3 separate regions of the Mus musculus genome follow, and all the other regions are linked to region 2. The links are chromatin loops, found by intact Hi-C in ENCODE. Cell type or tissue: heart. All regions are shown on one strand. Each heading gives the region's core, and the rest is flanking DNA. Links, peaks and the distances in the headings are about the cores only.

The links. A loop is a pair of places that touch in the nucleus more often than their neighbours do. Peaks named below come from ENCODE experiments on the same cell type or tissue, not always from the same donor. Only the 100,000 strongest peaks of a DNase experiment are listed, where the experiment ranks them.
Region 1: it touches region 2 in a loop (5-fold over the local background); 4 of 42 quality-filtered maps call a loop at or near these places.
Region 3: a loop joins it to region 2, with 4 times the contacts of the local background. A loop is called at or near these places in 18 of 42 quality-filtered maps.

Annotation. Positions count from the first base shown.
Region 1 is chr17:46,242,811-46,253,264 of GRCm38, forward strand. It overlaps Polr1c (polymerase (RNA) I polypeptide C), which reads right to left and starts at 5,235. Exons shown (of 9, transcript NM_009085.2): 1 at 5,085-5,235; 2 at 4,919-4,990; 3 at 3,297-3,404; 4 at 2,806-2,938; 5 at 2,221-2,340; 6 at 1,989-2,141; 7 at 1,716-1,865; 8 at 1,496-1,612; 9 at 1,110-1,410. The coding sequence starts at 5,153. The coding sequence ends at 1,292. It overlaps Yipf3 (Yip1 domain family, member 3), which reads left to right and starts at 5,270. Exons shown (of 9, transcript NM_145353.2): 1 at 5,270-5,518; 2 at 6,031-6,228; 3 at 6,369-6,475; 4 at 7,601-7,646; 5 at 7,760-7,852; 6 at 7,984-8,115; 7 at 8,304-8,417; 8 at 8,554-8,677; 9 at 8,756-9,727. The coding sequence starts at 5,438. The coding sequence ends at 8,904. It overlaps Xpo5 (exportin 5), which reads left to right. Exons shown (of 32, transcript NM_028198.3): 32 at 1-788. In heart, for the core only: a CTCF peak has its summit at 8,531; DNase peaks (open chromatin) are centred at 1,941, 5,251, 7,831, 8,711 and 3 weaker places; H3K4me3 peaks cover 2,893 bases; H3K27ac peaks cover 1,695 bases.
Region 2 is chr17:46,378,610-46,389,063 of GRCm38, forward strand. Zfp318 (zinc finger protein 318) reads left to right here and starts at 5,157. Exons shown (of 10, transcript NM_207671.4): 1 at 5,157-5,721; 2 at 8,103-8,254. The coding sequence starts at 5,230. In heart, for the core only: a CTCF peak has its summit at 4,975; DNase peaks (open chromatin) are centred at 4,992 and 5,792; H3K4me3 peaks cover 2,618 bases; H3K27ac peaks cover 1,862 bases.
Region 3 is chr17:46,323,757-46,334,210 of GRCm38, forward strand. It overlaps Abcc10 (ATP-binding cassette, sub-family C (CFTR/MRP), member 10), which reads right to left and starts at 4,267. Exons shown (of 21, transcript NM_170680.2): 1 at 4,016-4,267; 2 at 1-1,158. The coding sequence starts at 4,176. In heart, for the core only: a CTCF peak has its summit at 4,496 (motif pointing left); a DNase peak (open chromatin) is centred at 4,275; H3K4me3 peaks cover 1,871 bases; H3K27ac peaks cover 1,430 bases.

The DNA.
Region 1 (10,454 bases), core at 1,535-9,534, 140 kb before region 2:
TGGTACAGAGCTATTGCTAAAGTCTGAGCGCACTGTCCAGGGAACAAGAGCTAAACAGAATTCAGTCTAACACTCTGTTCCTTAAAGTGGACATCTTGCCTTTCTCTGATTGACCCTCGAGGGTTTCCCCAGTGTCTGATGACACCAACCATACAGAAGTAATCCAGACCAGGTAGGCTTCTGACAAGTTAGCCAAGCAGCCACTGTCCCTCCTGGGACAGCTGAGTCCAGGTGCCTTGGAAATCTCAGTGGTCTCTTAAGCTTCTGAAGACTCTCTTCTCAAGGGTCATTTCTAAAAGTGTTCCAGTCAGAGCCAACACTTTTAAGTCCTTAAGGTCCCTGGGAAGGGCACAAAGCAAACAGAGCAAGATGGGCGAGACCTAGTCCTGCCTATTTCTCTGGATGTTGGCACGCCCACTGTCCACCCAGCCCCAACTTTGACCTAGTGTGGGACACAGTCATGCATAGTAAAGTTGCAAAGTCAGAGCTGGGAAATAGCAACTAGAATCGAGGTCACTGTCCACCCTACAGCTGCACAAGGCCGTCCTCCTCCTGCCTGGTGCTTGGGGTCTGCAGGTTGTAAAGGTGAGCTCAGTGTTGCCCTCCACACTCGATAGCTGCCTGCTCCTGTCTGCTTAGGGCTGTGGAGGATGTAGTTGTATTTATTATGTTGTAATATTTTTAACATCCTATGACTTCATGCTAGAAATTTTCTATTGTTTATAGAACCTTTTGTAGAAATGCTAACTAAAGTACATCTGCATGTCAGTAAAAATCTGTTTCATACAGAAGGGCCCTATTTTCCTTTTTCAAACCAGTGACTCTTCCAAGCACCCTGTTAGGGGTACTAATCAGAAAGCCCTGATGATGAGCCAACAAAGCCCTGCACACTTAGCATCTGTCCAGAAGACACTAGCTGTCTTCTCTGGAGCTGACAGTGGCAACATGGCTGACTAATGGCAGCCCTGGTTGGAAGCCTGAGAGCTAGGTGGAGGGAGGGCAGTGCACTCTCTGTATCTGGCCTTTCTCAGCAGCTGCAGCGAACCTTGGTCCTTGCCAATGCCAACCTGCTGAGGCAAGGCTCATTACTAGACAAAAAAAAAAAAAGCCTGAAAAGAACTTGCCAAGAGCAATTTATTTACAACAACGGCCTTACAAAGGCAAAGGTGTCTGTGGCACATTTAATAAAATGTATTGACTGGAAATGAGACTGGAAAGGGACCTCTAGTAACAGCACAGCAGTGCAAAAGATCCAAGAGCAGCCACGCCCTCCCAGGTATGTGTGTAAGCTTCAGTCCATCTCAACTGCATCCAGTTCATCCAAGAACCGCCGGCACTTCCCCATCAGGATCTTGATGGCTTCACTCACCAACACATCTGGTGGCAAAACTCCAGTAGACTCCACAGAAACTAGAGGCCAAAGAAAACATTCAGTCCCAGCAGGATTTTACCTCTAATACAGGCTAGTTCTAAATCCTATCCAAGGAGTACTCACAGATATAATGGTCCCGAACCCGGGCAAGCCGCACAGCCTTCTTGAGTTTCTCATGCCGGAAGATTTCCCTGCTGAAGGTATCCAGCCGAGCATTGGCCACCCTGGCCACCTTTTTACCTAAGGAAGACAGTATGGTAGCTTGCCTGTTAGGAGAGCTTTCCTTTTCTTCTACCTTCAAAGAAAACACCTTAGTCTTAGTCCCACTGCGCACCAAACACACCTTGTACTTCCTCCACCTCAATCACGCCAGGGGAGAAACACTGGCTCAGCTCCTCAGCCGCTTCTCCTTCCACAGGCTCAAGCAGAGTGATGGCCGGTAGCAGTCTGTAGCTGGCTGTGGCCACTGGTGAGAACTTGGCATGGTCTTTGCCTGGGACAACACAAGCATGTTGGCTTTCTGCCTGCTGCTAACATCCCAGTTGAGCTCCTGGTTCGACTGCATTGCTGCAATCAGACTGGCCCACCCCCCAGGGCGGGCTCACTAGGTCCTCACCAATGCCCTTGACGCAATGCATCATCAAGTCAATTTCCTGGCCAGGCCGAAGCTGAGCGATGAGGATGTCGTCGTGCACTGGACGGATTGTGCCCTCTGGGAAGACATCAGCCTGATTTCCCAAGGGGACCCATGTCATATGCCTGGTGTAGACTGGAGGGAAATATGAAGTCAGAAGCCGCAGATCCAGTCTGACCCTCGCTCGGCCCTAGGCCTTCCCACTGCTTCTCACCTTTATGGTTGACATAGAGTTCATTGGGGTCTGAGGAATCCTTGGCAGCATTGGGGTTCCTGGTACACCTGACCTGCAGCCGGAACTGCAGCGTGTCTATCTCTGTTCCTTCCTCCTCTCCTGCACAGAAGCAGCAGGGGTGGGCTGGGTTTGAGCGGGGGTTTTACCAGCCCTGGCTGTCCTGCAATTTGCTCTGCAGACCAGGCTGGCCTTGAACTCAGGACACATCTGCCTGCCTCTGCCAGTGCTTGGAGTAAAGCTGTCCACCACCGTGCCTGGCCATATCAACTCTAATACCAGGCTGACAAGAAGGCTCACAGAGTGAGGGTGCATGCTTGCTCCAACCTGAAGACCCAAGTTCAATCCCCAGGAAGAATGTAAAGGTGGAGAGAGCCTGAGTGCTGCTAGCGCTGTGTTCCGAGGGTGTACACAGTGAGACTAGAGGTGGGGTGGGGACAGCTGTTCTCCCAGGCGAAGGCAGATGTACAAGATGCCAACTAAAGCCCCAGCAGTAGGCCTGGGACCTGAGCCCATGCATTCCAGGTCAGTTCTGCCTAACTCATAATCCCAAGCTCTCAGCCTCACCTTGGTTCCGATATTCAAAGAGACGAGGATCAGCGAGGATGGGGATGAGCCCCAGGCGGTGAGCAAGGATCTCATCCTGGACTATGGACGTGTTGTTATACACCAAGACCTTCTCCACGGCCATTGTCGGCACCTGCCCAAGGAGGCAAAGCAGACAACTGACCTCCACCCATCCCCCTGCCTGGAAAAGGAAGAGGCAGCACTTTTTCATTTTGCCCTTCAGATTCTTTTTTTTTTTTTTGGTTTTTTGAGACAGGGTTTCTCTGTATAGCCCTGGCTGGCCTGGAACTCAGAGATCCACCTGCCTCTGCCTCCCGAGTGCTGGGGTGCTGGGACTAAAGGCGTGTGGCTCAGATTCTTGATACAATGTTTACTATGTAGCCCAGACTGTCATAGGTGTGAACCACCCTACCTGCCCCAGAGGGATGGCTTTGAGAAAAGCGTCTACAAATTGATACAATTTCTACCCTCCAGCCCACGTCCTCTAATACCTCAGCTAACAGGATTCTCCGGAAAGCATTGGCGATGGCAGCATCAATCCCCACCATGTCGAACTCCAGCGTGTCTTCATCCATTTGCACCACGTCCACACGGAAATTCTAGAAGGAGGGAAGCTCCTGCATGACTCCTGCCTGGCTCCTACCCTGCACTATCCCCTCACCCTAAAGTCATGGTGCTCAGTAGACATTTTGTCTCCAGTCCTGTTCTTGGGGGCAAGGCTGTGTGTTTCTTGTTTTTTAGGTTTTTCCAAGGCCAGGTTTCTCCATGTAGTCCTGGCTGTCCTGGAACTCTGTAGACCAGGCTGGCCTCAAACTCAAAAGATCCACCTACCTCTGCCTACCAAGTACTGGGATTAAAGGTGTGCGCCACTATGCCCAATCTTCCCAGATTTTCCACAAACCACCCAGAGAAGTTACTATACAAAAAGCAGAACTTCCCACACTACTTAGACCGTTTGATACTTGCATGTCTGTTGTCGTTATTTTTTAATACCTACTTTTCTCAACTACATTCCCTTGGATTTTGAACACCAATTTCCTTATCTGCTCTTCTTTCTAAATTTCCCCTTCCACCCACACAGTAAACGTTCCTGTCTCCTAGGTTCTAATCCCCTGGCTGACCTCCACCATGCTCCTGGCTCAAGCAAGCACATAGACTTCACAAGCAGGCACCTGAGTGTACCCTCATTCTTGTTCTCCTGCTTGGCAAACGACACAGCCAGCAACAGTTCCCCAGTGCCACTGGAGAAATGGCTCAGCTATTAAGAGCACTTAACTGCCCTTGCAGAAGAACTGGGTTTGGTTCCCAGCACCTGGTGGGACCTAACATTCTCCTCACACTGCAGGGATCACTAACACACAGTGGTGCACAAATACACATGCAGGCAAACACGCATATCAAGAAAGTTTTAGGGTCCTCAAGTTACAAAGTCCTTTCTCTCACACACTGCCTCCCCAGAGCACTGGTGCAAATCGTCTAGTTCTCCCTGCCTTACTCCGTTAGTACTGTCTGGAGTTCATCTATGCCCCCAATTTCAGCCTGCATACACTAGCTGGCAGATTCACCAGAATTCATTCCCTCCTGGCTATCAAGATTGCAAAATGTTATCAGTCTACTCAAAAATTCTAAATTGGGCGTGGTGGCTCATGCCTTTAATCCCAGTGCATGGGAGGCAGAGACAGAAGCAGGTAGATGGCTGAGTTCAAGTCCAGCCTGGACTATAGAGAGAGTGCCAGGGCTAAACAGAAACAGTTTCAAAGTGAATTTTAAAAAAATCATATATAATGAAGCTCCAATCAGGCCTTCACTACTCAACTTTTATTCATAGTTCAAAGCTTAATTCAAATGCCATTCCCTTCACTGACCTTTAACTACGTCCCTTCAGTTAGCTGGATTCAGTGCATCAATGATTCCTGACCATATCCCAGCCATCTTCACCGCTATCTTACTATTCTGGAATAACTTGTCTGTGTGGTCCATTATCCCACCGAGAGCAACCACCGTGTCTGACCCGTCCATGGAGCTCAAGCGTGTTGTATGGAAACAGCGACCCCCACCCCAACCTGCGAGGTCTGGCCCCTCGGGCCGACTGGGCACCTTCAGCTCTACCCACCTTCTCGAAGCGGTTCTGGTCCCAGGCATCATCATAACCGGCGTAGTTACCGGGAAAGTCCGTGGTGTGGACCTAGAGCCAACAGAAAGGGCAGTGTGGCCAGCCTTCACACCAGGCCTCTACTTCCCCGTGCCGCCCTCATCCTTCCCGCGCCCCGATCTCTTACATTGCGAACCCCAAACTCTCCGAGAACCACGCGAGTCCGCATCTCCTCCACCGCCTGAGCCGCCGCCATCTTCCGCCACTCGCTGTAAAAGGAGGCGAGTCCGCGCCTGCGTCTCCGCAGCAACGCTCGGGCTCCCGCAATCTTGAATGTCGCGAGATCTTGCCCCGCCTCTGTCCACGTCCTTCACTTCCGGACGTCAAGTGGGGCCAAACATCCGGGTTTCTCCCTTCGGCGTCCCGGCGGATCCCCACCTTGCCCGGGCGGTCGCCCCTCTGAACCTCTCCCTCCCTCGGACCCGGGTCGCACGCTCTTCCCACGCGCGCGTGCTCCAGCGACGGGAAGCCTCGAGGGACATGGCGACTCCGGCGGCGCCGGCCAGCGGCGTCCGAAATGGTGCTGGCCCGGAATGGGGAGGCTTCGAAGAAAACATCCAGGTATGGAGCGCGCCTGCTGCCAGCAGCCCCGGGCTGGCGGCGTCCGGACGGTGGCTGCTGTTCTCTCTCGCGGGGCCTAGAGGTCGGCTCCGCTGAAACGCAGCCTGTCCCCTTTGAGTCTTCCCGGGGAAGGGTGTAGCTCTTGTGCTGGCGTGAAAGGGACAAACTAGGGCTCCCGCGGGCCTCGGCTCTCTGTGGGGGCTGGAGGCTAGGATCCACTGGCACCCCCTAAAAATAGGCTTGTTTGAGAATTGGGAATGGCAGATGGGCTCTTTTGCAACTCTTTGGAGCTTTGAGGTGGAAAGTAGGAAAACAACGTGGATTGAAAATAAATAGTAGGGTTTCCAGGACCACAAAAGTGACGCGACCAAGAGTTGCCACCACTGAAAGAGTGGCAGTTCCAAGCCATGTCCTCGGCAGTGGAAGATCAAAGCCTCAAGTTGTCAGCTGAGCGGAGAACGGGGAGGATGCAATGGAAGGGCCCCTCACTCTCCGAGCCGTTGTCTTCACAGGGTGGGGGTTCGGCTGTGATTGATATGGAGAACATGGACGATACCTCAGGCTCCAGCTTCGAGGACATGGGTGAGCTGCACCAGCGCCTGCGGGAGGAAGAAGTAGATGCTGATGCAGCTGCTGCAGAAGAAGAGGATGGGGAGTTTCTTGGCATGAAAGGCTTTAAAGGACAACTGAGCCGGCAGGTAGCAGATCAGGTAAGCCAATGGGGAAAAAAAAAAGGACCTATGCATGTCCTAAATTGATCGAGGTTTTCCACTTAGACCCACACGTAAATCTCGCCGAGACTGAATAACAATCTAGAGCCAAGAGTCTCATCATACCCATTTCCCTTCAGATGTGGCAGGCAGGGAAGAGACAGGCTTCCAGGGCCTTCAGCTTGTATGCCAACATTGACATCCTCAGACCCTACTTTGATGTGGAGCCTGCCCAGGTCCGAAGCAGGTGAGGCGCCTTCTCTGAGACATCTGTCCTCACATCTAGACCCTCATCCAGACTTCACTCAGACTCAGAGCCCTGAGCTCTGGTGGACTCCCCTACTTGCAACCCCATTACTGAACTGAACATGTTGTGAATACTTGGTGAAAGGTACAGTTGGCTAGGTACCCCTCAAGTGCGCTAACCCCTCTTCCCTCCTACCCCGCTTCCCTCCACACCACCATCCTTTAAATGGCAGGCACTCACTTTGTTCTCGTCCCTCCCTCACCTGGACTCCTAGACAGTTCTCTCCTCTTCAGGGTGGCTCTTGAAACTGCAGTGCATTCTTATTCCTGAGCCGGTCTCCCCAAACACCAACAGGTCCACCCTTATCCTCCACCCCCACCCCACCCCCAGCATCAGACAGACAGATCATGCACCTGAATACCAGAGCATAGTCATTAACTTGCTTATCAAAAGGAGGATTCAATCCTGGCTTCATTCTTCATTCGTCCTCTAAGCAGAACTGATAGAAAAGCTAGGGCCAGCGAGCGAGTACACACGGGTTCTTGGTCTGTGTGGAGCACTGTCCTGATGATATCTGATCTGTCGGTGAAGGTGGGGGTGGGGCTCAAAGGGGAAGGCTTACCAGAGGAAATACTGTCCAAGAAACATTGCCAAAAACAAGAAAAACCCAAGTTACAGTAGCCATAGGTACAGGAAGAAATGATCCCTTTTTTTATTGTGTGAATTTTTTTAATACCAGTTCAAGTATATTTTTCCAGAAAAATGCTCACTGCGTGGAATAGTAATGGAGAGGAGGCAGGAAGCGGATGCTTCCCTCATCCCTCAGTAGTTGTACAGTTCCTGGGGCTTCGCGCCCGTCTTCTGTAGGCCATGTAGGTCTAATCCGGTTCTCCAAGTTTACCACTCAGCTCAGTTTCAGAGGGCTGTCCTTCCACAAGGTGGTTTTGTCATCCCCTTTTTAGCCTCCCTCCTCCCATCCAGTGTGTCCTCTGGGCTAGCCCCATTCCTGGCAGTAGAGACATGAGTTAGGATGCAGGCCCTGTCCTGCAGAGCACGACATAGTGCTGCTTCATATCTCCTCTCCTCTTCTCCTCTCCTCTCCTCTCCTCTCCTCTCCTCTCCCAGGCTCCTGGAGTCCATGATCCCTATCAAGATGGTCAACTTCCCCCAGGTAAGGAGGGAAAGGCCACCAAGCTAAGCCTGGGTGTCCTCAGAGCAGGGGAGGGAGGCCACCAAGCTAAGCCTGGCTGGCAGTCTCTAGTAAGCATGTTACTGTACTGACAGAAAGTCGCGGGCGAGCTCTACGGACCGCTCATGCTGGTCTTCACACTGGTGGCCATCCTCCTGCATGGAATGAAGACTTCTGACACCATTATCGTAAGCAGGACACCGGCCTTAGGGGAGACGGGTGGCTGGTGGAGGTGAGGCAGGGGCAGCCCTGCGCAAAAGGCCCTGGGTAAGGCTGAGGCCAGAGGTCTCTCAGCCTAAGCAGAGCTTTCACCCCACAGCGGGAGGGCACCCTCATGGGCACAGCCATAGGCACCTGCTTTGGATACTGGCTGGGTGTCTCGTCCTTCATTTATTTCCTTGCCTACCTGTGTAACGCCCAGATCACCATGCTACAGATGTTGGCACTGCTGGTAAGGAGCCGAGCCTGGGGGTGGCTGGGGGGTCTGCTGCACTCTGCCATCTGTGGACCTGGGATGGGGGGACACCTGGGATGGGAGGAGCAGGGGGCAGACCGGGATAGGAGCAGCGAGCTAAAATACCCCACTTCGGGACCAAAGGTCTGTGCAGCCCAAGTGATGGTGCTGTCCTCTCTCTCCAGGGCTACGGCCTCTTCGGGCACTGCATAGTCCTGTTCATCACCTATAACATCCACCTTCATGCCCTCTTCTACCTCTTCTGGCTGCTGGTGGGTGGGCTCTCTACCCTGCGCATGGTAAGCTGAGCAGATTTTGCTGTCTGCCCCACAAAGAGCTCTAGAAGGATGCACTGACAGCTCTGCCCCAGGCTTGGAGTATCTGCTCCATCCCTCACTTGACAGGGCCTTCTGAACTGTCTACCTGTGGCCCTAGGTGGCAGTGTTGGTGTCGCGGACTGTGGGCCCTACTCAGCGGCTGCTGCTCTGTGGCACGCTGGCTGCCCTGCACATGCTCTTCCTGCTCTATCTGCACTTCGCCTACCACAAAGTGGTGGAGGGTGAGTGGCGGGCTGCAGAGGGAGTGGGCTGGGTGAGCTGACCTGGGGGCCACTCATTCTCCACCCTCCCTCCTTTAGGGATCCTGGACACCCTGGAGGGCCCCAACATCCCACCCATGCAGAGGGTCCCCAGAGACATCCCCGCTGTGCTCCCTGCTGCCAGGCTGCCCGTCGCTGTGATCAATGCTACCGCCAAGGCAATAGCAGTGACTCTGCAGTCACATTGACCCTCTCTGAAATCCTCGGCCTGCCCTGACCCCCAGCTCCGGGGCAGAGGAAGATTAAAGGACAGTACTGAGGATGTGTGTGCCCAGGTCTGCAGCCACCAGGCTGTGGCTGCCTAAACACCTGCTGGGCACCAGGCTTGGCTTCTGAAGGGCACAAGACCAGGAACTCACAGCTAGGACTGCAAGTCTCTGCAGCCAAGTGCAGAATATGGGTCAGCTCTTCTGAGGCCCTCACCCCCTTTCTCTCTACTCCCCTTCTGTCCTAAATATAGACTTGGTAATTAAAATACTGATTGAAGTCTAGACCTGTAGCTCCTGTTGGCAGCCATCCTCCTGCCACCCGTTCTGATGCCCATTACTGCCCCACAGAGCAGTGGGTAGGCAGCCCACAGTCCTCATGTATAATGCTAGGCTGGCTGTCCTTTTGAGAGGCCAGGGCAACAATGACAAATTTCCACTTACATCATTACAAAGACCCCTGTGCTATCATGAGAGAATGTCCCCATCAGCTGACATTTGAAGCTAAGCATGGTCTAAGTGTTAGTGACCAGCACCCTTTAACCTCCACGGAAGGAAATCCAGGCCAAGTGTACATTGCTTTTCATCGCAGCAGGTGCACAGGAACATGGATCTTCAAGGCCAACCCAGTCAACAGAGTTCCAAACCACTTAGGGCCATACAGTTCTTTGAGGGGACTAGACCAGTTCCCAGCACCCATGCTGGATGGTTCACAGTTGCTTTTAGCTCCAGCTCCTCCAAGGACCTCAGGGTGCCTGCACTCACTGCACAGGCACAAGCATTAACATAATTAAAAATAAAACCTGCTGGATGGTTCACAGTTGCTTTTAGCTCCAGCTCCTCCAAGGACCTCAGGGTGCCTGCACTCACTGCACAGGCACAAGCATTAACATAATTAAAAATAAAACCTAGGGGTGGGGAGATGGCACTGAGTGTACAGTCTTTCCCCTTGCAAAGACAAGGAATCAGTAGCTCAGTTCTCAGCATCCGTGGTGGGTGGGTCAGGGTTTCCTAACTTTAGCGCCCTCTTCTGGATTCTGCAGGCACCGGCAAACCTGAAGTGGTTAAATACAGTTAATAGGAGTAGGGCTGGGTGTTTTATTTTTTTATTTTCCCCCTGCCTGTGAGGTATAGGGGTGGGATAAGGTCCCCCTGTGTAGCTCTGCCTTTCCTGGAACTCACCAGGTAGACCAGAGATCCATCCATCAGCCTCTCCACAAAAACTGAGATTAAAGGCACGTGTCTAGGTCTGGCTCACTTTTGTTTTCGTTTTTTTGAGACAGGGTTTCTCAGTGCAGCCCTTGCTGTCCTGGAAACTCACTCTGTAGACCAAGCTAGCTCGGAACTCAGTGACCCACCTGCCTCTGCCTCCTGAGTGCTGGGATTGAAGGTGCCACCACACCCTCTGACTCGCTTTTTTTTTTTTTTTTTTTAAAGAATGGCACTTCCTCTGCCTACTCTACTGTCCTGTTGCACTAATGAAGCCCCCACTGCAATCAGAGATAAAACTCAGCTTCACTGTGGCGGCTTTA
Region 2 (10,454 bases), core at 1,445-9,444:
AGGGGCTACCTGTAAGGTCTTAGACCGCTCAGATACTGTTTGTTTTCTCAGATTTCCTCTAAAACTTGAGGGGAAAACATCTACAATCATGCAAATCTTGAGTTCTTTGTGCCTGCAAAACCAGCAATGTGTGGGTGGTTTCACGCTCTGTGGTTGGTTCAGAGAGAAAGGCAGGCCCTTCGAACCATGACCACATGAGCCTCTCTGAGCATGTGAGCATAGTGACATGTGTCCTAGAAAAGCAACTTCTTAGGTGTCCCTGTGTGAGCAAGGTGCCCTGGAGGTAACCTTTTTCCCCAAGGAAAAGTCTTTCAATGACTTTCCTCTTTCTTACTCTTGAGTTGGTAATGGGTGAAGTCTAGAAAATTCTTGAGATTCCTTGGACCTGTTTCCTAAGTTCTGATGCAAAATATTGTGATTCTCTTTAAAATATATATATATAGATTTTCATGTGCATGAGCATTTTGCCTCCATTGTATGTATGTATATGCACCAGGAGTATAACTGGTTCCCATGGAGCCAGGAAAGGGCATTGAACCCCTGGGACTGGACAGTTGTAGACAGTTGTGAGCCACTCTGTAGGAGCTGGGAATTGAATCTGGATCCTCTAGAAGAGCAGCCAGTGCTCTTAACCTTTGAACCACATCTTCACAACCCCATTTCTTTTTGACCTACGGCTTCCCTCCCTACATAGCTGTCCTTGAATTCACTCTGTAGACCAGGCTGGTCTTGAAGTAGCCGATCCACTTGCCTCTGTCTTGCAACGGCTGGGACTGAAGGCCTGTCCTGCCACGCCCAGTCCTCTTTGATGCTGTTGATCTCGTCTTGCTCTGGCTTTTCTTAACCAAAGTACGAGTTTCTCATGTCACCTTTATTTGCTGTCTGCTACAGAGTCTAATTATAAGTCTGACTAAAAGTAGACAGAAGCAACCATGTTGCATCACATTCTGCACACGTAGACTGATGTCCTCCGTGAGATGAATTTGTCACATTTTAACTCAGCCTCCTACAAAGTCTCAGGATGTGGACAGAATTTAGATGTTTCTTCCCAGGATGTAACATGAGTGGCTTCTAGTCTGGTCCACAACAAAGTCCTCGTTTTGACCTGGAATCTCATGAATACAGCCTTTTCTGTCCATGGTCATGCTAGTATTCTGGTCTTCTGAGCTCACACAAAAACTACTCACTAAATGAAATAGTCTATGGTTTTTCTAGTCTGAATTTCCAAATTCCTCCAGAAAGATCAGTTCCCAAGGTTTAAGAACCACGTGGTCAAGGCAAACAACCCCATTACTGACTCGACTTCTCAGATACCCATTGTCTGTGCTGGTTGGCCTCTCATTGCTGTGAGAGACACCTGAGAGGAGATAACATAGGTAGGATTTTTTTCATTTTGCCTCAGTTTTAGACAATTTAGTCTATCGTGGCACGAAGAATGTGGCAGAACAAAGAGATCGGTACCACAGCACTGGAGAATGGAATGCAGGAAGGGACGAGGGCAAGCTATTGTCTCCAAGGCAATGCTGTGGGAGACAGTTTCATATTAAAACCATAACAGAATGCTATGACAATGTACCTAGTCCAAGAGGCTTGAATAATAGATATTTAACAAGACATGGCAGCTTGCACCTGTAATCCCAGTACTTGGGAGGCTGAAGCAGGAGGGTGGCTGTGATGAGCTCAAGGTCAGCTCGGGCTATACAGTAAGTTCCAGGCCTGCCCAGGCTACAGAATGACAGTCTCTCAGGCCTTGTGTGCTTTACAGGCCTGTAACCAACCCCTAAGCCCTGGGGAGGCAGGGCGATCAGGCATCCAAGGGCATCTTCAGCTACAAATCTGAAGCCAACCAGAACTAAGCAAGATCCTGTCTCAAAATAATAGTAAAAGACAGTTACTTCTCATAGTTGTAGAGTCTGAGAGGTCCAACATCGGGGTGTCAGCAGCTCAGGCTTCTTCTCTCCTTTGTGCATGGCTGTCTTCTCTGTGACCACACACAGCAGAACAACAGACTTCCATGTCTCTTTCTCTTCTGATGAGGCACAACCACACTGAGAGCACCTTGCCTTTCACACCTTCTCTAACCCTACTTCTGGAAATCATCACATTAGGGACGGGAGATTCGTCAGGTGACTTGGGTCCCACAGGACAGCCCACGGTGTGTGAAGGCTCTTAGCCATGTTCATCAAAAGACAAGTAAGAATGCATCGACTCGGTGACAGACAACAGCTGGGAGATGGTTTTAATTAGATTCTTTCCTGTTGTCGTTGACCTTTCAGCACAGGCCTCCAAGGCAGAAAGCCCCTTAGTAGATGTCGGGTTCTCCATCCCTTCATCCCAGAGGGACACGGTGAGAAATGGGGGACCGGCCTGCCTCCTGGCGTTCCTAATCCAGCCTGTTGAGGAGAGCTGAGGACCGTGTTGGAGAATTGCCTTTGGATTCTGCATTCCCTCTCCCACCATTCCACTCAGGGAAGAAAGAGTTTCCACAGAAGTCTAACCCACTCCCTGATCTTACCAGGCGTCAAGTGTGGAGCTGTTATCTGAAAGGAAGTTTAAAGGTTTGTTTGGTTTTGAGCCTGGAACTTTGGAAGGCTGTGAGAATCACTTCATAAGCCTGGTCACCCAGGTGTGTGCCCAGGAGGCTTTGGGACCCTGGACTGCACATTTGTATGCTGCAATAATACTACTGTTCACGATACCAGAGAGTGTTGGAAAGTAAAGGACTCTGCAAAGACTTCCATTGAGGCACAGGACTAATCTGCAGAGGGCAGGCACGGAGGGCAAGAAGGAGAGACTTGCCCTTTGCTTAAAGTATCTTAGTCAGGGTTTCTGTTCCTGCACAAACATCATGACCAAGAAGCAAGCTGGGGAGGAAAGGGTCTATTCAGCTTACACTTTCCACATTGCTGTTCATCACCAAGGAAGTCAGGACTGGAACTCAAGCAGGGCAGGAAGCAGGAGCTGATGCAGAGGCCATGGACGGATGTTCTTTACTGGCTTGCTCAGCCTGCTCTTTTATAGAACCAAGACTACCAGCCCAGAGATGGTCCCACCCACAAGGGGACCTCCCCCCTAAACACTTTATTATTGGAGAAAGACATAGGAGACAATGTTAATACTAGAACAGCAAATCCCAATTTAAAATGTATTGATTCTGGCCAGACAGTGGTGGCATAAACCCTTAATCCCAGCACTGGTCTACAGAGCAAGTTCCAGGACAGCCAGGGCTACACAGAAAAACCATTTTGAAAAAACAAAAAAAAAAAAAAAACAAAAAAAAAGGAAAAAAAGTATTAATTTTGGTTCTAAATAATGGTACTCCATATCTATATTCCCAGCACTTAGGAAGTAGAATCAGAGGATTAGGGGTTCAAAGACATCCTCTGATACATACTGAGTTTGAGACAAGCCTCAGGCAACTGAGACCCTAGTATGTACAATAAGCATTGACTTCAACTAAATATACATAGTGATTTATCTTTCCTCGTCTACTAAAGTAGATGGAGATAACTAAATACATACATAGGTAGTATAATAAAGACAGGGCACATACCTCTGGTAGATTAGCTTTTTCATCAAAATAACGTATATTTACAAATTATATCAATAATATAGGATAAAGCAAACAAGTGTAAGGGAATACAGCTGGTAACATTTTTATACTGGTGCCAGGTGGGAGGTCCATGACTTCAAGGCTAGCCTGATCTACATAGGAAATTCCAGACCAGTTAAGGCTGCATAGTGAAACCTGACTCTCAAAAAAAAAGGGACAGAAGCAAGATTTTTATTCTGAAATAGGAAGCTTATGACATTTATAAATAAGCAAATCGGCTTATATTTTAAACATAATTTAAAAACAAATTAACAAAGTCATATTTTTTTCTTTTCAGAAATCTGATTCTTGTTTTTTGGTGTTTTTTGTTTGTTTGTTTGTTTTTGTTTTTTGTTTTTCGAGACAGGGTTTCTCAGTATAGCCCTGGCTGCCCTGGAATTCTCTCTGTAGACCAGGTTGACCTTGAACTCTGAGATTTGCCTGATTCTGCCTCTGAGTACTAGGATTAAAAAGTTTGTGCCACCAATGCCTGGCTCAGAAATGTGATTTTTACACAAATTCAAGATTTATGTTTAGCTGGTGAAAAATATGAAGCTATTGTCTAGGTTCAACATATTTCCTCACTTTTGGTTTTTTCATGGTGTGAGATCCTCTGAAACTGGAGCCCCAAATGGTTGTGAACTACCACGAAGGTGCTAGAAAAAAGACCTCCGGAGCCATCTCTACCCAGGCCCTATTTTCCTATGTTTTGACTGACCCTTAGGGTCTTGTCTTTTTCTTTTTAAACATTTATTTCTATTTTCTGTGTATGAGTTTTTGCCTCCATGTGTTTCTGCACCACTGATATCTCAAAACACTTGCCAGGCCTGTCACGGTATGGGTTGCTCCGACAGTGGCCTTCACCACCATTTTACTGTAATGCTTGGCTAGAACATCTGGAAATTTTACTGATGTCTGTTGTGTTTGACTTTCACTTTTCTGTACTTTCTCATTTCTCGATTTAAACCTCTATAAGTTATTGGACTGGAAAGTTACCCGACTACGTCAAGCTTCCTCTGGGGGAAAAGGGATGGACACTCGTTGAGGTTCGTAGCTTCTGACAGGGTTTAGGTGTGAGTGTAGGGGGTCGTTTGCTTTCTCACTATATATAATCATTTCTGTAAAGCAGGTGGATTGCTATGGGCACGCACGCTCCAGGAGCCTGGGAACCAAGCTACTGAGGCCTCCGCTACAACCTGGCCCCGCCCACTCACCGGGCTCTCCGGCCCCGCCCACCGCGCCGGGAGGAGGAGAGGGGTGGTCTCTCTGCATCACGTGGTCTCCGGGGGAGTAGGGGGTGGGCGGCTCGCCGGTCGCCATTTTGCGCGGGGCCGAAAGGCGGGGCCTGCGCACTTCAGGGCGCGCGCCCCTGGTGCTCGCGCAGGCTCAGCGCTCCGCCCCACGGCTCCCGGCTCCTGAGGCCGCTCTCCGCGTCCAGCCGCGGGAGAGCCTGGGAGGACGAGGGGGTGTGGCGTGTCGGCGCGTACCCGCGCCCTCCAACCGCTGGCCGGTGGGGCGGGGCCGCGGGGAGGGGGCCGCTCCGTCCGCGAGGGCGGCGCGCTGCGGTGTCCGCGGCGGCGGTGCCTGCGGCTGTGGCGGCACGCTCCCGAGCGGCGTCCGCGGCGCTCCCGGTAGCCATGTACCGCAGTGGCTCCCGCTCCTCCGTCTCTTCGCACCGGTCGAAAGACGGCAGCGCGAGCGGCCCTCCGCCGGGCCGTCCCGTGGGCGCCTCCTCAGGCCCCACACGCCGCCCCTCGTCGCCGCCGCCGCCCTCTTGCTCCTCGCTGCGGCTCCCCGCCCGCCGCCACCGCTCGCCCTCAGGCCACCGCGGCCGCTGGGCCTCGCCGTCCCCGCCTCGGGGTCGTCGCGGCTCCCCGTCCCCGCCCCGCGGCCGCCGGGCCTCACCGTCTCCGACCCGCGGCCGCCGGGCCTCGCCATCCCCTCCGCGGGGTCGTCGTGGCTCCCCGTCCCCGCCGCGCGCCCGTCGCGGCTCCCCGTCGCCACCGCGGAGCCGGCGACACTACCCACCTGGCCTGGGTGGCTTCCGAGGCAGCATTCGAGGCGAGTCCCGCGCCGACTTCGCCCGGGACGGCCGCGGAGACCATCCAGGCGGCGGCGGCGGCAGTCGGGTAATCCCACCCTTCGCCCATGTTGCCCCCATGTCCCCAGCCCCCGGGCCCTCAGGCCAGAGTCCGAATGTCCGAGTCTTCCCCGCTCCCTGACAGTCCTGGGTGCCTCCTTTACACAATAACGGACCCGGGACCCGTTCGGTCACCCGTGTTGGAACAGAACAGGACGCCCGGTTTCTAGGGGGAAGAGGCTTTCGCTCTTGCTATGTGGAAAAGTTCTCCAAGGCGAGGGGCATTTCATCCATACTGACTGGCGCTTTGGCGTTTCCCTTTGGGTTTGATCAAATTCGTTGCTTTAAGGCCCGAGTTTAGCAGAACATCTGAAATGCCTGGTGGCCAGTGAGGAAAGCTTGAACCAAAGCAGACTGGATGCTTTAGCTGTCATGGAGTCTCAGTTATAGCTGTTATTCCGACGAGAGGTGTGCATAATCAATCATTGTGATTGCTGCCATCAGCTAGAGACACAAGAGCAGCTACCAGCAATCTTTTAGGGCTCACGGTCCCTTGAGGTAAAGCAATAGCAATAGGTGTTATCACAGCCAAGGAACCAGCTCAGAGAGGTTTAAGTAGCTTGATCAAGGTGACACACAAGTGATGGAGCTGTGGTTCAGCTCACATGTTGGATTCTCACAGCCTGCGATTTTACATGTTAAAATGTGCTGCTGCTGGAGGGACAAAATGTGGGATTAATTTATGGTTGTGGTGGGTGTAGCTGAGTAGTACTCAGTAGGGCTTACAAAACTGTAAAACCCGATTTGGAATCTTAGCATCCTAATTTTAAATAAAGGTGCAGGTGTGATAGTGACCCCTCAGCTGGCACTACAGTGCCCTAGTGTTCTGGTCATAAACTGATTTGTCACATTGTGAAGACTTCTCAAAGCCCTCACTAGAGAGGAATCGAGTAGAATACTGCAGCCTCCCCCTTCTGGGTGCTGTACTCACTCCAGCTCCAGTTCTCCGTCCCATAGGAAAATGCTTTCTCTTACCACCCGAACATTTACCTCATGCTTCAAGGGAAGCCCCCAGGCTATCCTGTCATCTCTCACCACTCTGAAGGCCCTGCTGCCTCTTCCTCAGATTGGTACAGTTGCCTTCTTCGTAATTGAGCCTTGCTACTCACCATTTATCTTTTCTGTGTTCAGCCATCAAATTGATTTTTAAAAATATTTTGAATAGTGTGTGTTCAGGTGTACCTGTGAATGAGGTATATATGTGGGAGTGCAGATGTTGTGGAGGCTTTGGATTCCTTGGAGATGGTTGTCAGCAAGATGGTTGAGTGCCTGGTCCTTTGGAGGAACTCACTCTTAACTGGAGCCTCCACACTGATTTTCAGCCTTCATTTTATACATTTAATAAGCATCTATTGAGCATCTGCCATGAATTAGATACAGTTACGATAAATAGATGAAGTTAGAAATTCCGTGGTGTGTTCAATGTGATTAAGGGCTAAAACCAAAATCAAGTTACAATTTCAAGGAAAAAAGCCTCATGAGAAGTGAGTCTTTGATTAAGACCGTAAGAGATAAGAGATCAAGTAGTCCAAGCATCAGGAGGGAAATTGTAGTTGGCTCACATGACTTTAATGCTTGAAACCCTCCTGTGCCTCTTATCACATTATCAAATCCAAATTTCCTAATTTTGTCTCTCTTTTCTCTGTGACATTGCTGCAGCTGTCCTGGCCTCTTTTCTGTTACCCAAAGCATACTGATTCATTCCTGAGCTGTTTCCTTTGGCCTGAAACATGTGCTTTTCTTTGAAGGACCTATGTGCCTTCGATTTAGTAGCAGCATCCCAGAAATACTACCTCTAATCATCTTCTTTTGAGTGATCCCTCCTTTTCCTTGTCTTTTAAAGTACTTAAAACATAATTGGTTTTGCCTCTTCTCCTTTAGTTAGACATATATGTGTGTGTGTGTGTGAATGTGTGTGTGTCTATGTCCTGAGAGCCAGGATTTTTACTTGGCTATTCCCATGTTTCATACAAAAAGAGGTCCTGTTTCCCCACCCCCCCCCTTTGGTTTTTTGAGACAGAATCTTTCTGTGTAGCCTCTGCTACACAGTGGACAATTTTTAGGAATGAGTGGAGAATATAAACTCACCCTCTCCTCTCTCAGGGTGGTGGTGCACGCCTTTACACTGGGGAAACAAGAGGCAGGTGGATCTGAGTTCAAGGCCAGCCTGGTCTACAGAGTGAATTCTAGGACAGCCAGGGCTATACAGAAACTGTCTCAAGAGATTTTTTTCCTCTTAAGGAAACTTCTAAATTCTTTTTTATTGTAGAATGGTCCCTTACCGTGATAGACAACAATTTTATAAGTAAGGAGAACATTTTGGGCATAGAGATGTGTTCATGTTTTCACTTTTGTTTTAACTTTTTGTAGAGACGTTCTCCTGGTCTGTGTTCTGATTCTTCTTTGGAGGAGAGTTTAAGGATCACAGTTGGCAATGACCACTTCTGTGTTAGCACACCAGAGCGGCGGCGGCTCAGTGACCGGCTGGGATCTCCAGTGGATGGTCTGCAGGACATGGACAGGTAGGCTTCAGCTATGGCAGGTGCACCATACTTGCTCTGGAAGGCAGAATATTGTTGTTTTCTGAGTGATGTATCTGAAAGTTGGTGCCAGCACTGAAGTCAAACAGTATCTGTGTCCAGTGGAAGATAGAACACTGGAAAAGGCTTTCTGAGTGGGAAGAGTATGTTGATATAGATTCTGTTTCTGAATATAATGTATGCTAGAAAAAGAACATCATGGTACAAGTAGAAAGAGAAGCTAAGGGAACATAAATCAAATATTGGATTAAAATCTAAAAAGATCCCCTTATACAATGAAGGTTTTGGACAAAATGGAAAGTCTCTTTTTTTTCCCTCCTCCTCTTCCTCTTCTTCTTCCTCTCCCTCCTCCTTCTCCTCTTCTTTTTTTTTTTAAAGAGAGGGTTTCTCTGTGTATCCTGTCTGTCTTGAAACTCAGTCGGTAGACCAGACTGGCCTCAGAGATCCTCTTGCTTCTGCTTCCCAAGTGCTGGGATTAAAGGCATAGGCCCCACTGTATACAATGTTTAAAGTTTTCTTATTGATGGAGGATTTAATTTTACTATAGCCCTGGATGAGTTTGAACTTACAGAGTTCTGCCTCTGCTTCCCAGTGCTGGGATTAAAGGCTTGTGGTAGTCTACTTGGCTTTTTTAAGGTATGGGACAGTGTGTGTAGCCCTGGCTGGCTGACCTGGAACTCAACAAAAATCTTCCTGCTCTGCTTCCTGAATGCTGAGATTACAAGCATGACCCCAACATTCAACTACAAAATTAGCTTTGTTTTTGTTTTGTTTTTGTTTTTTGAGACAGGATTTCTCTGTGTAGCCCTGGCTGTCCTGGAATTCACTTTGTAGACCAGGCTGGCCTCGAACTTGGAAATCTGCCTGCCTCTGCCTCCTGAGTGCTGGGATCAAAGGCGTGCACCACCACGCCTGGCCAAAATTAGTTTTTAATGATTTTTTTTAGCATATTCAGGCCAGAATATAGATCCTGAAAGCATTTAAGTAAATAATGCATGTGTGTATATTAAATGTATGAAGCAGTAATAGAAAGCTAGAGATCTTTAAGGTTTTTGTGTGATTACTGCTTACAGTTCTTGAGTGCTAAGGAAAAGTAAACTATACAGTGTTGAATGTAGACCTTAATTACTAAAAGTTATATATGAGGATTAAATAACTTTATTACCTCACAAAAGGAAAAAGGTATGGATGGGAGTGCAGGACAGCCTGTTCTCCATCTTAGCATGTCTGTCAAAATCTCTGTCTAACACAGTGGAGTTTTCATAAGTAACTCATAGTAATCAATCAAGGAAATAGTGTTTGTTACAGGCATTGTTGAGTGTTGTATAGTGTACAGGCAGGCAGATAGGCACAGCTGGGCTGGAAATCTGAGGATAGTGATATTTACTTTAAGCTCCACTGGCTATGGGTGCAGTGAAGCAAGGGAGGACAGTCATATAGCACAGAAACTTCTGAAGGTTGAGCTTCGAGGTATCTGACTGGATCCTAATTGAGTCAATGGTTCTTGCCCTTCCGTCTGCTTCTATTTTGGGAGATGATTGAGTAGGTGGACTCCCCGGGGTGATGGTACAGGGTGTGAGTCTCTTCCTTCCTTGCTGGTTTTTGTGGTACTTAGACTGTATTTCCTCTTTGTTATGGGTATATGCTTCTGATAACTAACCTCCCCCACCTCTCATTTTGTTTTGTTTTGTTTTTGTTTTTGAGACAGGGTTTCTCTGTATAGCCCTGGCTATCCTAGAACTCAGAAATCCGCCTGCCTCTGCCTCCCAAGTGCTGGGATTAAAGGCATGCGCCACCACTGCCTGGCAACAACTCTCTTTTTAAGTAATAAAAAGTTAATTTTCCTCATAAAATGTTTAGAACTATAATGCTTCCAGAATCATGTGTTTTAGAGAAAGTGAGATAAGGGTCTACATGAGAACTGTTGGGTTGTTTTTTTATATTTTTATCACCTGCGTGTTTGTGGTTACTTTTTTTGTTGTTGTTTTTTCAGGACAGGGTTTTTCTGTGTAGCCTTAGGTATCCCGGAACTTTGTAGACCAGGCTGACCTCAAACTCAGAGTTCGGAGTGCACCATACTGCCAGGTGTGATTACTTTTTGTATGGATTAGTGTCCAGTAAAATCAGGTTGTAGCGCCATTAGCATATTCGTTATGTTTCCTGATGGTGGGTCTAGTCTTCG
Region 3 (10,454 bases), core at 1,028-9,027, 55 kb before region 2:
ACTTTGTTGACAGGTACCAGCAGCAGCGCCAAGACCAGCCCAGCCAGGAAGGCCATGCCCACCTGCTGGTACAGCAGGTAGAGAGTGATGGCCAGCTGCAGAGGCAGGCCCCAGGCCTCATGGAAGCTGCCAGCAAAGTTGAGCAGCCTCTCGGAGTCGGTGCCTAGTAGGTTCAGGACCTCCCCGGTGGGAGGGCGGCTGGGCCCAAGCTTCAGGGCTTTGCGGTAGAGGGTGCTCAGCACAGCCACTCGTGCCTGAAGTGTCACTTTACGGACCTCATACCCATACTGATTCTGCAGCACAGCACTTATCACAGTCCCACCAGCCAACCCCAGGACATAGAGCAGGCCGTGGCTTAGAGGCTCTTGACCTTCCTCCAGGAAGCCCACCAGGAGGGAGAGCAGCAGAGGCCCGGAGAATCCCAGCATGGTCCCCACCATCTTCAACAGTCCAAGGGCCAGGTAGCAACATCCAAAGGCCCTGTACAGGGCCCTCCACAGTTGGGCCCCCTCCTTCCAATGTGCTTGGAAAACTCGGGCCAGGAAGGCAGGATGCAGCCTGCGGGGGAGGCGGCAAGTGTCCCGGGGCTGCTGGAGCTCTCCTCGGACTCCACGAGCAAGCAAGGGTGCCAACCAGGCATAGGAAAAGCGTGACAGCCAACTCTCTCCATCTTCAGCTACCTCTGTTTCTTGACTCTCAGAGGACAGGAAGGGATCATGAGTCCAGGGCTCTTGTGGTCCCCCAGGGGCTGCCCAGCCCAACCCATAGGCCAAGACTGCTGCCAGTTGCAGAATGAGAAGACACACACGGCCCAGAGGTCCTGGGAGAAGTGGGGGCAGAAATGTACCTCGCTGGCAATGCCACAGCAGAGTTAGTACCAGGGCCGGGGTTGGTAGAAAGGCTGCCAGAGCCAAGGCCAAGGGTCCACGGGAACGGCCATGAGGGGAATGAACCAGTGCCCACAGGGCCAGGCTGTGGGTGAACCAGGCCACAGCTGTCACACACCCTGCTAGCACCTCTAGCCATAAGGGCCCTGGGCGTGACCCTGGAGGCAAAACAACTGGAAGGAGGTCTAGCAGTGGGAAGATGGAAAGGAGGAAGGATGCTGCGAGTCGGAGGCGCCAGCCAGGATTGAGAGCTGGGGAGTGATTGGTAGTCCTGGGAAAGAAAGAGAAGAAAAGAAGACCGCAGATCATGGTGACTCATGGCTCAGACACACCCATCACCTTCAACCAGCGGGAGGAGGTAAATTCCCTTTCTGGTCTGCACATGGCACTCCTGCCCTCCTTACAAAGCCTCTCCTTACAGGAAGCCTTCCTAGATTGCCCAATCCATTTTCTAATTTGCCCACAGGTTTTCTGATTCATTCTTTTGCCACAGGTACAAACAAGCCTGAGTTAAGGTTGTATGTACTGTGAAGATTCCAATGAGAAAAACCCACGAATTTTACACAAAGATACACACTTTTTATAAAAAGGGTCCACAAGAGAGTGCCTGAAAGTCACCTGAAACCTCCTAGGGAAACATTTACTTACCTGCAGCTCTTGTCCTGTAACAGGAGAACCTACATTTAAAAAAGTCTCAGAATATTCTACTCCTGTCTTTTCCCTAATTGTAAGAAGTGGTGTACATCACTGTGTGACCTCTCAGCTCAAGAGGAACTTCTTTCAGTTCTGCCTATTTCCTCTTAACATCACAACTGTTTTTCATAAACAACAACTGCCACAACAAAAGGTTTACATTAAGAATCAAAAACAAGAAACCAAGCCGGGCTGTGTTGGCGCGCGTCTTTAATCCCAGCACTTGGGAGGCAGAGGCAGGTGGATCTTTGAGTTTGATTCCAGCCTGGTCTACAGAGTGAGTTCCAGGAATAGTCTGGCTACACAGAGAAATCCTGTCTGGGAAAAAAAAACAAACACAGGGGCTGGAGAGATGGCTCAGTAGTTAAGAGCACTCGCTGCTCAAGGACAGCTGAGTTCAGTTCCTAGCAGCCATGTCAGAAAGCTCACAACTGCCTACAACTCCAGCTCCAGAGGCTCCTCTATCCTCTTCTGAACTCCACAGGCATTTGTGGACACACACACACAATACACTTGAACAATGGAAACAGCCTTTAATCACAGCACTAGTGAGGCAGAAGCAAGTGGTCAGTTTGAACTCTGTGAGTTCAAGGTCAGCCTGGTCTACTTAGCAAGGTCTAGGCCAGCCAGTGCTATATAGTAAGATCCTGGGCGGGGAGGGGGGAACCCTCAAATATCTCAAATATAGGCTGGGTGTGGTGGAGTACACCTGTAACATCAGCAGTTGGGAGCTGGGTCAGGAGGGCCATAAACTCAAGCCAAATTTGGGCTATTTAATACCTCATCTCAACACCCTTCTCCCCTCAAAGAGAATCAAACACAGGGTCAGTCGTGACGGTACAGACTTGTCATCCCAGGACCAGGTAGGGTGGAGATGCAAAAGATTTCCAAGGCTACATAGCAAAGCTTTGTCTTACAAAAAAAAAAAAAATCAAAGAGAAAAAAGTTATAGCAGTGACTATCAGAATGCATTTCCAAGTTCACATAAAAGAAAACTGGGTTGGTAGAGATGTTCTTGCAGAGGATCTGAGGTCAGTTCCGAGCACCCATATGATAGCTCACTGTCCTCTGTAACACTAGTTCCAGGGCACCCAATGCCATCTTTTACCCGACATGCATGTAGCACATATGAATAATTGCTGTCGAACACTCTTATGCATAAAACTCTTCCAGTATTTTTAAAAAGAATGAAATTGGGGCTAGAGAGACAGCCGGGCAGTTAAGAGCACTGGCTGCTCTTACAGAGGACCAAGGGTTCAGTTCCCAGCACTCACATGGCAGCTCATGGCTGTCTGAAACTCCAATTCCAGGGGATCTGATGCCCTCCCCTCTGGCCTCCTCAGGCATTGCACCCAAGTGGTGCACAGTCATACAGTTGGGCAAAATCAATCAACCAACTGATCAAAAAAGCAGAGGGTGAGGCTGGAGCCATATTTCTTTAATCCCAGTACTTAGAAGGCAGGAGCAGGCAGATCTCCTTGAGTTCTAGGCCGGGCATACAGAATGACACCCTATTTCAACAACACAAAACAACTCAACTGAGTCTGTTAAGCTCTTTGCAGTCCTAAAAAATGTTTATCTATAAACTAGACACTTTAGTTCCTTTTGTTCCCTCTCATGTGGCCCAAGCTGAGATCCCTCTGCCTCTAGAAAAGCTTAGACTAGACCACCCCTTTTTTTTTTTTTTTTTTTTTTTGACAGGCGCTCTCTTATTAGCCCTGCCTGGCCTGGAACTCACTTTGTAGACCAGGCTGGCCTTGGACTCACAGGCATCCATCCACCTGCCTCTGTCTCCCAAGAGTTGGGATTAAAGGCTTCACATGCCTGACCTGAGCAGGCTTGCTGTGGGTGTCTGTACTAACCTCTTCTAGGCTTTTGCTTCATTCTGCAAAAGGGACAGAAGGACTTAACTTGGCCATCCAAGAACTAAATATAAAATCAAGGCGAGTGTAGCACCAACACCTCACAACACAAAGCCAAGTTAGTTCTAAGATTTTGATTTCGTTACTCTTCTTCCTACAGCTTCTCTCCAGCAGAGTCTACATGGGCTTTTAGCCTAGGGATAGCAGGGCTTGCTGGATGGAAGTGGCGTGCCACTGGCCCTATACAAGCATCCTTTTTTTTTTTTTTTTTTTTTTTTTTTGCTAAAACGTTTATCTAAGTTTGCCTCCAATTCATGGCAGCTCCACTAGGACATTTAAAACTCTGCAAGAGAGATGCATTGGCAACTTTAAGGATATGACAGGCGCCGCACTCGGTGTTTAAACGCCTTGTGTCATTGAACCCGCTCAAAACTGCGGAGACTCCGAGAAGGTAGGTGGCTTGCTCAACTGAGTGCGAACAGTCAGCTTTTATTCTGCTTCTGCCCTACAGAGACCTCGCAATCCCAGGGACATCTGGGAGCGATGTGAGTTGGTGCCTCGTTGCAGTCTCACCTTGGGGTGCCCAAGTGGCAGGCACTGAGGACGGCGAGGAGCGCGTGGGGAAGGGCGCTGAGCACCAGCTGGGTGAAGCAGTGGCCCGTCGTGTCCCCTTCCCACAGCGGGAGCGGCCGCGCCGCGTCCGTGCCACACAGCTGGGCCAGGAGCCCCTCCATAGACACCTCACCCGGGCGGAAGCCAAGAGTGACAAGGCTCGGGGACTGAGTCCCCCGCTGAATCCCCGCCCCCTAGGCGGGACCGCCCCTTGCTTCCGCTTCGAGCTAGAGCCCGCCCATTCTTGAGGTACTTCCGGGGCTGGAGAGGAAGTCGCTGTCCCCGGGGCAGGCCAGTTTCTAGATCCTGGTACTTACGTTCACCCTCCTGTCTCCCGCACTTGGAAACCTAAGCGCCTTTGAGCTGTTTTAATATCTCAAGTGTTTGTGGGTGAGAAAGGACGCGCTGCCAGGTCAGGGTGCTGCGCCACGATGCTAGGGCCCTCTAGAGGCAGGAAGACCTGTTAACGGGTGCTGTTCGCAGTTTTTGGTTATTTTCGCCCATGGGGGTAAGGATGCTCTAACGCGTGCCAGCCTCTGCGCGTGCGTACAGCTCTGCCTCGGGGAGCTGTCCCGGGAGCGCGATGGTGTTTGCGCACGTTTCTGTCTTTTGGCTTGCGCAGTGACCCACCCAGTCCTGTCCTTGTGCAAATTCATTAAGACCCTGGCACGTGGAGCGCTCGCTCTCGCTTACCTATTGCATACTAGTTGACAAATGCACAGCGTTTAAAGAGCTGGAAATCCAAACATGCCTGCCACGCTGAGGAATGCTTGAGGACAAAAGGCTATTCCTGTATCCTAAGGCTACAAGATCTTGAAAGTATCCAACTTACTTGAGCCTTGGTTTTTTGTTTTTTGTTTTTTTTTTTTTTGGCTTTTTTTTTTTTCGATTGAGATGATAATACCAACCCAAGTATTGTGAAATTTGTATAATTTAAAATGTTTATGTCAAGGCCTTAAAATGTTTATGTCTAAAGCTGTGGCTCAAAGATTAAGAAGAGTGCTTCCTGCTCTTGCACAGGACCTGGATTTGATTTCCAGCACCCGTGTAAGAAGGCTCCAGCTCCAGGGATCCAAGGCCTTCTTGGTCTCTGTAAGCACCTGCACACACATACATATAAACTTTAAAAAAAAAGTGTTCAGGTCACGTGCTTTGCTTAGTCATTCCTAAATATTTCAGAGTGATGGGAAGAACGGAAACTTTTGGTTATCCAGATAGATGTTGGTTCGGACCCTGACCCACCAATTTTAGCAGCGCGATGAGATTAGTTTCATTTTAGCTTTATGTTTGCAAGGTGTATATTGGTACTGACTTCATGAGAGTGTTCAGTGTTGTGGGAATAGTTTGGGTTTTTTTCCCCCCAAAATATTTGCCTTCAGAAACTGAAGACCTTGAAACCAAATTAAAGATTTGAGACATTTAAAATTATGTACCTGTCTTGTTTCCCTACTGTGTATTCAATCTGTTTAAATTTATTTAAAAATATTTCTAGAAGAAAGTCCTTATTCCTTTCACATGCCATGTTTTCTGATATATATATATCCCTTATTAATCATACACACAGTACACAGATAAATGACATATTAGACAACAGAGACAGAAGGTACAGGGAGAGAAATGAATTCAAAATCTTTTTTTTTGTTGTTTTTTGTTTTTCAAGACAGGGTTTCTCTGTGTAGCCCTGGCTGTCCTGGAACTCACTCTGTAGACCAGGCTAGCCTTGAACTCAGAAATTCGCCAGCCTCTGCTTCCCAAGTGCTGGGATTAAAGGCGTGCGCCACCACACCCGGCTGAGAATTCAAATTCTTATTCATGGCTTAAACCCCTCCAAGGGGAAGAACATTTTTCTTTATTGATGAGGCATGGATACACAATATCCACTCACATGAAGATCTCCCTGAAGAGAAGTACTTCCATAGGTAATTGTGAAGATTCCCCTTGGGTCTCAATAAAAAGCTCTACATTTATTTATTTATTTGGTTTTTTGAGACAGGGTTTCTCTGTGTAACCCTGGCTGTCCTGGAACTCACTCTGTAGACCAGGCTGGCCTCAAACTCAGAAATCTGCCTGCCTCTGCCTCCCAAGTGCTGGAATTAAAGGCGTGTGCCACCACACCCGGCCTACATTTATTTTCCTTTTTAAAAACTTAATTTGTTTTTAGCCAGGCCGTGGTGGCTCACACCTTTGATCCTAGCACATGGAACACAGAGACAGGTGGCTCTCTAAATTTGAGGCCAGCCAGGTCTATAGAGTGAGTTCTAGGACAATCAGAGCTACACAGAGAAACCCTGTCTCGAAAAATCAACCAACCAAACAAACAAAAACTCATTTGTTTTTATTTTATGCGTGTGTGTGTGTGTGTGTGTGTGTGTGTGTGTGTGTGTGTGTGTGTTGCTTGCATATATTTTATGTGTGTGTCTGTTCAACACATTGATGCATTACCTGCAGAGGCCAGAAGAGGGAATTGGATCTTCCGGGACTTTACTTACAGATAGTGGTAAGCTGCCATGTGGGTGCTGGGAACTAAACTCAGGTCCTCCCCAAGAGCAAACTGTTCTCAGCCAGTAAGCCATCTCTCTAACCCAAGCCAGGAGTCTCTTCCTCTCCCTCCTCCTCCTCCTCTCCCTCTTCTTCCTCTTCCTCTCCCTCCTCCTCCTCCTCTCCCTCCTCCTCCTCCTCCCCCTCTTCTTCCTCTTCCTCTCCCTCCTCCTCCTCCTCCCCCTCTTCTTCCTCTTCCTCTTCCTCCTCCTCCTCCTCCTCCTCTCCCTCCTCCTCCTCCTCCCCCTCTTCTTCCTCTTCCTCTCCCTCCTCCTCCTCCTCCCCCTCTTCTTCCTCTTCCTCTTCCTCCTCCTCCTCCTCTCCCTCCTCCTCCTCCTCCCCCCTCTTCTTCCTCTTCCTCTTCCTCCTCCTCCTCCTCTCCCTCCTCCTCCTCCTCCCCCCTCTTCTTCCTCTTCCTCTTCCTCCTCTTCTTCATCTGATAATGCTACAGAAATGTTGAAAATTTAGCCAGATGGTTTAGTGGATGAAGTCACCTACTTTCAAGCCTGCGGACCCAAGCTTAATCCCCAGGCCTGCCTTGGGTGAAAGAGAAAAGCAGCTCTGACAGGTTGCTCTCTAACCTCTACACATGCCGAGTCACATGTGCCCCTGCACAGACACACACTCACACATGTGCACACAAACACACAAAATAAATACGTTAAGAAAATAGAGTGGGGCTGGACAGATGGCTCAGCGGTTAAGATCAGTAGTCTGCTCTTCCAGAGGTCCTAGGTTCAATTCCTAGCAACCACATGGTAGCTCACAGGCATCTATAATGAGTTCTGATGCCCTCTTCTGGGATGCAGGAGTACATGCTGATAGAGTCTTCATATATATATAACATAAATAAATCTTTAAAAAGAAAAGGGAGCTGGAGAGGTGGCTCAGCAGTTAAGAGCCCTGACTGCTCTCCCAGAGGTCCTGAGTTCCATTCCAAGCAACCACATGGTGGCTCACAACCATCTTTAGTGGGATCTGATGCCCTCTTCTGGTGTGCCTGAAGACAGCAACAGTGTACTCGTATAAATAAGATAAATAAATCCTTTAAAAAAAGAAAAAGAAAAGGAACCTAAATGAGCCATAACACTAAGACTCCTGAGGAGTCTTCTCCCTTCTCCTGCCTCTCCAGCATTCAGCACTCAAACCCAGCTGGACCAGGATCCTGCTCCCCATCCCTCTCCCCTTCCAGGGTCTGGAGAACACACAACCACAGGAATCTAGGCTGAATGTTTCCCAGTTCTTGGATTCTTGTTCACAGGACTGAGATAAGGGACCACACAGACTTACAGCAGTAGAAAGGTAGCTTTATTCAAGGGAAGCAGTAAGCCATAGAGGAGCGTGTCCCGTGTTCACATTGACTTTGACCATGGGTGAAGGTACACAAGAGACCTGTGAGTGGATTGACATTTTAAAAAGGAAGATATTTTCTTTGGCTACCCATCACAAAATCTCTCGCCAGTGTTGTCTATGCATTTCACACATCCCATGGCAAGTTTAGGAGTGGTTCTACCCATTGAAGGAATAAGAAGAAAGCTGCCCAGCTGGATTTAAGAGGCAATGGGGTTGTTTTCTTGAAAATTATTAAACTCGATCCTCCAAAATTACAAGAGAGATATTTTCATGGGCTTGCTAGACATAGCTTATCAGTTGTCTAGACGGGCTGGTCAGAGAGCTCCTGGGATCTTCCTATCTCTGGCTTCCCCCCAGTGCCAGGGCCCAGCCACACCCAGCTTCGGTGTGGGTGCTGGGGATTCAAACTCAGGTCACCTCGGTAACCGAGCATCACCCTAAGCCCCCAGACAGAATGTAGCAGCCCCACAGCTAGCACACATTTCCTTCTGGAATTTCTGGCTCAACACCTTCTAAATCTATATTATATCTTTGCTGCCCTGTTACCTTCTGGGCAGCCCACCCCCCTCCATAGGCTGCTTTCCCTTTCCACCTACGTTGCTGGGTGATGTCTCTCCTGCAGCTCTTACACCTCATCCCGCTCCCTCCCTCCAAATCATGGTGATTCCCCTTCTCTTCCTTTCCTCACTCCCAGTCCCATGCCTGAGCAATCTTGAAGTCCCACCTCAATCTTTTTGCCCAGCCATTGGCTGTTCTGCAATTCTTTATCAGTGGAAGCCGGTTGGGGGCCAGGGGCCGGGACTTTCAGATCTGGAAGTGCGGCCTCTGGGAGCTGAATTGAGACAAAGCGTCCAATTCCCAACACTTAGGTAGAATTCCAAATTGGATGTAGGAAAGGCTCAGCCAGAACATTGCTTTTCCTTAGCTCAGTGAAGATGTATTCTCACAGGAGAAGCAGTGAGGGACCGCAGAGATGGCTCAGAGGTCCACTTATTGCTTTTGCACAGGATCCAGTCCTCAGCACCACATGGCCGTTCATTACCTCTATAACTCCAATTTTAAGGGGACCCATCACCCTCTCTCAACCTCTTGGACCCACATGCACACGGTGCACATGCCTACATCCAGGCACACTACAGATATGCGAGCATCCACACTTACTTACCTGGCCAAGGTTAGCTGATAGAGGCTGGCCAAGGAAATCTACCAGGCTCGGTTGGAGCAAGACTGAGGCTGAGGCAATTTTTTATTGAGAGCAATCAGACTTTTTATACCCCTATCAGTAAAAGAATATAGAGGCAATTGCCAGGATCAATCCAGTTGTAGTTGCCAGGATGTAATGACAAATGACATTTACAAGCTATACAGAGTACAGAAGATTAATGTCTAAGACCAGTTGTCCCGTCAACGCTTCCATGTTTCCTTAACTTTTAAGGGAACATACAGAGTAGCACAAAGCCGTGTGAATGCTTCACTGCCTGAGAGAGCGCCTTAGTTTCTCAGGAACTGAAAGGGACACTGTGTCTAGCAGCCATAAAATCTAACCTGGAAAACCTCTCAAGGCAGCTATGTAACAGGGCCCCGAGACGACAGCACAACTGACTCTATGATGGAAGCACCATTCAGGCTTTAACACTCAGCATGGAGACAGCACCACCTGCTAAGACTAAGACAAAGGCCTAGTCCATCAATGTCCATCTAGTACTGGGAAAGTCTCTAAATGTTCTAACCTTGCCTTTTAGCTTCTGTAGTTCTGCTTCTGGCTAACTGTTCTTGTTAACTGAGGTATGTCAATCCAGAACATGGTGTTTGTACTTAAAATCTCATCCCAAGAAAGGCTCAGGGGTATACTGGGACCCCAAACACCCAGTTCGGTTGCTGGCCCGCTTTAAAAAAAAAAAAGACTTCCTACTGGCTTAAACCCATGTGAGCAGTCTTCTCTGGAGAATACAGCACAACAGCCAGGCCAGGCCAGCTTCATGACTCCCCACAGACACATAAAGTAAATAATTATTTTTAAATGGGAGAGAAGCAGGAACTCTTCGCTGAATTTGCACTGGAGGCTTTGGACTGGGCTCATGGCAGCCCTCTTGCTGTCTGAGGAAGATGCTAATTTGGAAGCAGCAGATTCTGGGCTTTGGCAACACCTTTGAGCCCTGTGTGGTGGTTGGAACATGCTTGGCCCAGTGAGTGGCACTATTAGGAGGCGTGGCCTTGTTGGAGTAGGTGTGGCCTTGTTGGGGGAAGTGTGTCACTGTGGGCGTGGGCTTTAAGACCCTCCTCCTAGCTGCCTGGAAATCAATCTTCTCCTGTCTGTCTTTGGATGAAGATGCAGAACTCTCAACTCTTCCAGCCCCATGTCTGCCTGGAAGCTGCCATGCCCTAATGATAATGGACTGAACCTCTGAGCCTATAAACCAGTCCCAATTAAATGTTCTTTATATGAGTTGCCTTGGTCATGGTGTCTATTCACAGCAGCAAAATGCTAATTAAGATACCTGGTAACCTC